Regions from separate parts of the Mus musculus genome. Here region 2 is linked to region 1. The links are chromatin contacts, found by Hi-C in ENCODE. All regions are on one chromosome and are shown on one strand. Each heading gives the region's core, a stretch centred on a gene start or an enhancer-like site at or near the end of the contact. The rest is flanking DNA. Distances are from core to core; before and after follow the strand shown. Region 1 overlaps Dock4 (dedicator of cytokinesis 4). Region 2 has its middle 110 kb from the start of Dnajb9.

Evidence for each region. Hi-C counts contacts between places; a loop is a spot of excess contacts on that map.
Region 2: a map of left cerebral cortex shows a loop between it and region 1 (4-fold over the local background). The contact joins two enhancer-like sites. A Hi-C loop is called at or near these places in 4 of 37 maps with a recorded cell type or tissue (left cerebral cortex and v-Abl transformed pro-B cells).

Annotation. Positions count from the first base shown.
Region 1 is chr12:40,835,428-40,839,462 of GRCm38, forward strand. Dock4 (dedicator of cytokinesis 4) reads left to right here. Exons shown (of 53, transcript NM_172803.2): 50 at 1,203-1,275; 51 at 3,014-3,127. Among named protein-coding and RNA genes, the nearest start is that of Immp2l, 190 kb to the right of the region's middle. Within about 2 kb of position 1,690, at least 1 of the 3 ENCODE cell types and tissues checked has a DNase peak (open chromatin) inside an H3K27ac peak, as active enhancers do; it is left cerebral cortex, where a contact is called at or near this core.
Region 2 is chr12:44,099,209-44,103,243 of GRCm38, forward strand. No RefSeq gene overlaps it. Among named protein-coding and RNA genes, the nearest start is that of Dnajb9, 110 kb to the right of the region's middle. Within about 2 kb of position 2,089, at least 1 of the 3 ENCODE cell types and tissues checked has a DNase peak (open chromatin) inside an H3K27ac peak, as active enhancers do; it is left cerebral cortex, where a contact is called at or near this core.

The DNA.
Region 1 (4,035 bases), core at 440-2,939:
GCTGACTCCTTTCCCCAAGAATGTAGGTGCAATCTGTTTGCCTTTGCCATTGATCTTCCATGGATTACCAGGAAAGGGGCTGTGTCCTGGAGATGTCATACGAGCTAGGGAATGTGGTTCCGCCGGTCACTCAAACCTCGCTTTCAAAAACCTGAGTGAGCATGGGCCACAGGCCCAGTCCAGGGGCAACGTATGTGCATTGGAGGGTGGGTACGAAGTTGAAGATTCGTGTTGTATCCCTGAGTTTTTTTCACAGTTTATTTGGGACTAATTTTAAGAGCAGAGAAAACTCCTTGTTTCTGCTCCAGCTAATTTCTCTGTTTTTCTACACCATCCTGGCAGAAGTCTGTAGCTGCATCTGGAATTGGATGAGAGCGAGTGGGATTTGGCTTGATTGGTTTATCTTTGCTGATTGTGTGATCTTCCCGAAAGGCCCAGGATACCTCCTCTGCGCAGCACTGATGTCTTGCAGAAATGATTTCTGAGTGCGTTTGCCTGAACCAGCTAACCAATTTTATTTCCCGTTGTCACTGGCATTGCAAGGGGATTTCAGTTTGTTTCATCTGCTCTAAGAGATCATGTGCCAGCATGGGAAACTCTGAAAGGCTTCCTTGATTAGTCCTGAGTTATCTGTCTTGGGTAAAATTTGAATCAGTATATATGTTACCAAAATTATAATAATGTATAATGCTGTAGGTTTCCACTTTTTCTTTTCATGAGTTAGGTAGAGCTATGTAATATTGGTAATTTTGTAGGTTAAAATTATAGAATATTCATTAGCTCATTTTTGTCTATTATAGTATTTGAACTATAAGTTTGTCTATATAGTAGGTTTTTAAATTAATATTTCTCCTTTCATTCTTATTCATGTCATACTGCCAGTCTAGCAGTATACACTTGTAAAGAACATCATACCTAGCGAATTCTTACTATTAATTTTCCCTATGTTTATTATGAGTAATTATTTACCATTTATATTTAATGTAAAACACCATTTCTTATTATGTTTCTTTCAGAAAACCTAAGACTCTGTTTCCCCTTTTCTCCTTAAATAGAGTTTAATTATTTGTTCCTAGGCTCATTATACCATATAGAAAATGTTTTGAGCAAAGAGTTTCATAAGGAGATAACCATCTCATTTTCTAAAAGGCATCCTACCTCAGCATATTATATCATAAAAATGGACTCTTCTCCCTTTCCAGAGGATGCTGTTTAATCATATTGGAGATGGGGCCTTGCCTCGAAGTGACCCCAACCTTTCTGCACCTGAGAAAGGTGGGTACCAGTCATCCACCCCTTGTAGGTCCTAGAATGTGTCAGGGTTTGTTGTGTCCTCATTTCCCCCAGTCTTCTGTGTGCCGTGTGGCAGGTAGAGCTCTAGACTGTTAATGATCAGGGTGAGTGTGATCTTTAGGCAATTAGTGAAAGGCAGTTTATCATGATCCATTCTCCATAAACTCCTAAGCTCTGAGCAAATTAGAAGCTCCTTTGTGTAATGGCTTTCTGTTGTTCAGCGAGCCCAGGCCAAGCCTGCTCTCCCTGAAGCAAAGTTGCCAATTAAGCCACTAGTTCACACAATGAAAGTAGCTACTCCTCAGATTGATTCCACAGACCCCATCCATTGTCTCCTTCACAAAGCTCATATTCAGCCAGCTCAACTGTTGTTGGTGGTCACTCACACAGGCTCTTGTACCATTAAATGCCATGCAAGCATTGCGATCAGACGCATAATGGAGTGGGGCCCGCCTCAAGGTCAAGCACACACAAATAAGATGCACACACCAAATGCATGCATAGAGCTAAGAAGCCAATTAGCAACACACAGACCAGGAAGAGCAGATTAAATGTCGCTTCCTCCACTGTGGGTGCAGGGACTTGCAAAGTCACCCGTTTGCCTCTCAGGGTCAGGCCTCAAAAATAGCAGTCTCGCAGGCTAATGAATCAAGACTCACTAATGAAATGTCCCAGTAAAGTGCACTTTAATTGCCCCCATTAAGAACTAGGCTGTATTACCATTTTGGTACACTGATAGATTAACATTAAAACTTCCCAAAGGGAGATGAAAATTAGTGAGGGCCTAGCCAAAATTATTTTAAAGCATGGAATTAGCTTTAATGTTGTAAGTCAAGCATTGATCTTCACCAGGAGAAACTAGGGATGTGCTGTTATTTTTACCAACTTTACTAAAGAAAACTACCCAGCAAATATAAAAGAAATAGAGAAAAAAAAATAATGTTTAAAATATTTCCACCCCATTAAATCAAAGCAGTAACTTGGAGGAATAAAACGTGGCAATTCTCACTGCGTCCGTCAGATGGCAGTATCTGCACGGGAAGCAAGCGGGAACGCTGGTTTTACTATTAGAAACTTCATTGTGGAGTGTTTCATAACCTTGTGTGTCCTGCCCTGCTTCCTAGCAGAGCTGTCTATATTCCTACACCGTGATGCCTGGAGCAGATGGATTGCAAAGTAACAATGACGTTATCAGCAGTCCAAGTGGTTTTCTCAGGACTTACTTAGTGTAATCTGTCCATTTGGAACTCATCCTTTCCTGACAGGACTGGTCAGTGTGGCACCCTCAACCCTGTCCTTGGTACTTCTGCCACACAGTTGAAATAAGAGAGTGCCCTTTGCCTCATCACCTCCTTTAGATGGCCATTTGTTCAGACATTTCTACAAATAGGCTGATGACTATATTTTCCATCTATTTCTCAGCATCTAAACACATTTGGAATTCTCAGCAGGTTGCTACTCCCTGGCATAGAGATTTGCAGTTCTGTTTGACAGCTTGAGGGAAATAAAGAGACCTGCTGTTACTCAATTAAATGTCAGCTCTGTTAGGTAACCAATTAGAGAGAGGTTTAATATTGGGGAAGTGTCCTGCTTGGTTACTGCTTAAGGTTTTGTGGTCTTTTTGACTACGTTCTGGATAATTCTGCCAGACTCCTAAGATCTCAAGCATTTGAAAGGCAAAGCTGGCTCTTGTGTGTTTAGCTGTGTTATTCCCTTCCAGCTGTGAATCCCACCCCTAGCAGCTGGAGCCTGGACAGTGGGAAAGAAGCCAAGAACATGTCGGACAGTGGGAAACTTATCTCTCCCCCTGTCCCTCCAAGGCCCACACAGACTGGTGGGTATTTGAAGCATTTGAATAATCACTTTCATATAATAAGTATATTGAGCATTTCAGTTTGCTAGCAACATCATTTGCCTCTAGTTGGCTCCTCCTTTCCCTGTTCTTCTGCCATACAGTCAGACAACAGTCCCTTCTAATAAGCCCCTCGGAAGAATTTGAGCATGCCATCTTCTTCCTGGCTCCATGTTCAACCCTTGTTGCTTGATGGGCCACTGGCCTCTGCCCTTCGCTTGCACTGATCTCTGCTAACTCGGCCGCTTTCTATAATCTTCCCCGATGACATCAATGTTTCAGCTGACTCGAGAGCCAACCCTCAGTGGCTTTGAGGAGCCTCTGACACCTTGAGTTATCTGCTGCTCTCAGAGCTCTGTTTCCGGCAGTGGTGTTGCTCAAAGGGCTAAAGCGTGGACCTGCATCTCTTGTAACTGTGGCTCACGAAGCACATCCTAACGTACGTCTAGCCTCAGGTCTTCTGAGCCAGTAGATTATGTTCCTGAAATGAGGCTGGGGCCAGCATTTTACCAGGCCATTTGTGGGCTGCTTCTGCTCACTAACATCTGAGTGCTGAAAATGGTTGGGAAACTTCCAGCCTGGCCCTGGGTCCCCAGAGAATCACAGACAGAAGCAGAGCTGGCTTTCATGAGCTTCTGTTGGGAAAAGGCCAACTTTCCCTCTGAACATACACCACTTGCTTGGTGACTTGCATGCGGAGCAGTTTTAAGAGAAGCTTGAACTGACTGCCTTTTCCAGTAACCAGATCTTGTCAGCACTTTCCTACATCGCTGGAGCTTTCCAGGTATAGCCGGCCTAAGAACCAAAGAAAATGTGGTACCATTTCCTCAGCAGAGTGCCCTAGTCTGAGCACTCGGTGTCACTTGCTACATCGTAGCTTCTCATCCTTT
Region 2 (4,035 bases), core at 839-3,338, 3.3 Mb after region 1:
CAAGTCTTCAACATCAGGGAAATGCAAATTTAAACTATTTTGAAATTCTATCTCACCCTAACAAGAGTGACTATCATGAAGAAAACAAATGGCAAATACTGTCAAGGATGTGGAGAATGTGGAACCTTTATTCACAGTTAGTGGGATGTAAATTGGCACAGCCACCATGGATATCAGTGTACAGATTTCTCAAAAGATAAAAACAGAACCATTACATCATCCAACTATAACATTCCTGGTGTATTTCCATAGGGCTTCATATCCTCCCAGATACTTGCGTATCCATACTCATGGTTGCTCTCTTTACAATACTAGGAAATGAAATCAGCCAGAATAGCCCCAGAGAAACAACTGCCACATATTGTTGCTGATATGTAGACTCTAGCTTCAGATTTTTCAACATATGCATTTAATTTGTAGTGCTTATAAAAAGGCCAGGAGCCTAGAAAGGTGCTATGAATGGGTTAAGAGAGAGAGAGAGGCTAGTAGAATACATGTGATATGAAAGTAGAAAGAAAGAATACAAGGAGTGTAAAGGCATATGTGGGGATCAGGTCAGATCTTGTGGTAGAAATCAAAAAAATCAAAGGCTATATGACAAAGCCATGTGGCAGCTATTTTTTAAGCCATTTTAAAACATATCTTTAAAAGGAGTTTAAAGAGAAGTACTCTGCATAGGTAGGCAATGGATCCCCAGAAGCCATGTGCTATTAAACAAAAATTCAGTGTGAGGTGTAGAATACCTCCTTATGAGTTGGTCAGGGAGACACTGGAGGCTCCCCCAAACAATAAAGAAGATTGTCATTGCTTGTAGTTACCTATGAAAATGTGAAAAGACCCTATTGCTAAAGAAATCCTATACTTTGGTTTCAGGACATAGCAAAATCAAGCTAGAGCTGAACTATAAGCTTCCTTCCTGCTGGATACCTTTCATAGTACCAGATGGGACTGTGCAAGACTAGGAGAAAAAAGTCATCAATAATCAAATTCAAACACAAACCTTGCAAGCTATAACTCCAAGCTGTCAGTCAAAATGTGCTCACTAAAGCAATAGTGGCATGACTATTACGAGGATAACCCACCACATTTTGACTGGATTTCAGACCCACTCCTCAGGAAGGACTCATGTCTGATACTGCAAACTGGTTAAAATCCATGACTGGGAGGTCGTAGGACTTAGGAGGAGCCTGTGATTCTTGTTTTGCTAAATAGATGTGGTGCCTAATTGCCTTCTGGATATTTATGTTTATACATATACATTAGCCCTGCTTTCAGCCTTAACTAGAGATGTTTATGTTTTCTGGGGCAATGGTTAATATAGAAACAAAAATACTAAATGTGAGTGTTGAGTGTTCTTCTCTATCACTTCCTCTGAGATTCAGGGATCATTGTAGAAGAGGTGGAGAGAAGACTATTAGAGATGGAGAATAAAAAGGATTACTGTAAAACTCTATTGTGGGCATGACTATTGTGTCCATGAACTTATGGCTTCAGTGGCAACAGAACCTGCACAAGACTGTGCCCATCAACATTCCATCAAGGAGAAAGGGCTCACAAGACATCACCACTCATCGAGGAGCAGTAGACAGTTAATGGTTGTGGGAGAGGAGAGTCATATTTGCTAGTGGTGTAACTATTGGTAAGTGTTCTTGCTCAAGTAAATAACCCTCATGAATACGTGTAGAAGCAACCTATGTAAATAAGGAAAATAACACACATACACACACACACACACACACACACACACACACATAAAGGAAACACATGGAAGTTGGGAAGAAGCAGTTTCGTAGAATGGAATAAGAGAAGATAAGAGGATGAGGATATGATCATACTCCATTATATATACATGAAATTATAGAAGAATATTTTCAGTTTATAACTGTGTCTTCTACATTGTAAATTTTTCCCATTAAATAGAAAGAAAGTAGAAAAGGGGAGAGAAAAATAGAAAGGAAGAAAACATGGGAATTTTAAATTGGAAGGAGCGTCTGTGTGACCCATTACGCCTCTGAAACTAAATCTGTCTTGAGTGGGTAATTTCAGTCCTGAGATTCAGCTTCCTCCTCCCCAACAGATTCAGCTGAATACCCTATGATCCCAGGGAGATCCATTGCACTTTACACTTAGAGAAATAATATCATTCTGGAATTAAAATATTCAGTTTCTATATAATCCAGTGAATAAATTAGAAGAATAAAAATTCAGGGGGACAATTCAGCATGAAGGTCAAAGGCATGCATTAATTCATCATTGCCGTACTAAAAGCAAATGTGCTGGGAGAGGAATAAAGATAAGCTAGGAAGATGCTGGGTTTCAGATTTCCACTTATAGCAAGAGCCAGCCTCCTGTCATAGAAATCTAAAAAAAAAAAAAAAAAAAAAAGACAGAAAGAAGAAAGAAAAAAAGAAGTGAGGAAAAAAACCAAAGACCTATGGTTATACCCAACTTTTTATGATTCCAGGACCACATAAGAAAGCCCAGGAGGGAGACTAGGGGGTGGTTGTGTTAGTAAAATATTTGTTTCATAAGAATGAGAATATGCATTCTAATTCCCAGCACCCACACAACAGCAGACAGTTTCACACATGTGCAATCTTGCATTGGGGAAACATAGACAGCCTCTCTAGGACTTGCTGGTCAGCCACCCTAGACAGATAGGTGACCTCCAGATTCAGTGAGAGACTCTGGATTGGAGAGTGATGGAAAATGACACTCTATATCAAGTTCTGTCCTCTCTTACACATCTATACACATGCATTTACACACACACATGCACACCCACAAATAAACACTGAACTGCTGTCATTTCTATACCTGTTCCTTCTTATTCCGATCCATAAAGCACCTCAGCTCCTTTGTCATACATGTGTCTCTGTGTATCTGTGTGTGTTTGGACTCGTGTGTGTGTGTGTGTGTGTGTGTGTGTGTGTGTGTGTGTGTGTGTGTTGTGTATGAGTATGGGTGTGTATAGGTGGTGCATGTACAGGTGTATATTCATGTGGAAGCCAGGGAAGAGCATTAGAACCCTTTTGGTCCTCCACTGACTCTGAAGCTCAATCTATTTTATTTTATTTTTAGACTGACTAGCCAGTTCGCTCTGGGAAGCTGCCTATCTCTGCTCTCCAACGCTGGGGAAATAGGCATGCCCATTCATGCCAGGCTTCTACATGAGGGCTGAGAATTCAAACTTGGGTCCTCTTGCTTGCACAGTAAGCCCTCACCCACTTAGCCATATCTCCAGGCCCACCTCAGCAGCTTTCCACAGAAGACAAAATGGCTTCCAAAAATTTTCTTCAGTAGGGCCCTTCAGCTACTAAGTGGGATTGGATTTCTCCAAGCCAATTCCCTTCACCTGGCTATAAAGTCTCATTCAAGAGCCATGTAGAGGGATAAAGACAGCATCAGGACCTTTGGCATAGAGAGGACCCCGTGTTAAACAGATTGTCAGAGCTTTGAGAAAAACTTTCTTCAGAATTACAGAGGAACATTCTCAGATGGGAGTTTTCTAAGCAATCCAACCACCTCTACTTCAAATTTGATATGATGTCATTACGAACTAAGATCTTTCCATTAAAGTGTCAAGAGTCAGATTTATATAACAGACATAAAAATAAAAGCTAAACACTGAGGCATAGAACGCTAATGGAAGTTATGTACATGCATTAAGGAGAAAATGCACCTCTGAGTGTTGTTTGTGTAAAAGGCTATTTGTAAGTTTGAGCTTGCATTTCCTCAGACATTATTTAAAAGTGTCTATGTTACTGATGTGCTAGAAACATTTCTCACATTTTAATTATGTTGTGAAACATGCTGATTCCAATCAACACGTTGAGGACAGTTTTACAGTCTGTGTGCCAGAGAGAACTCCCATTCATCAGGGTCCAGGCCTTTATTTGTATTATCTTAACTGTATTTAGCACCTACTATGTGCCAGGATGTGAATTAAATACGGGGGATTTATACACTACTCTATTTCAGTTTCATATACATTGAAGATAGCCCATCATGCTGTGAGGGGCAGAGAGAAGCAAT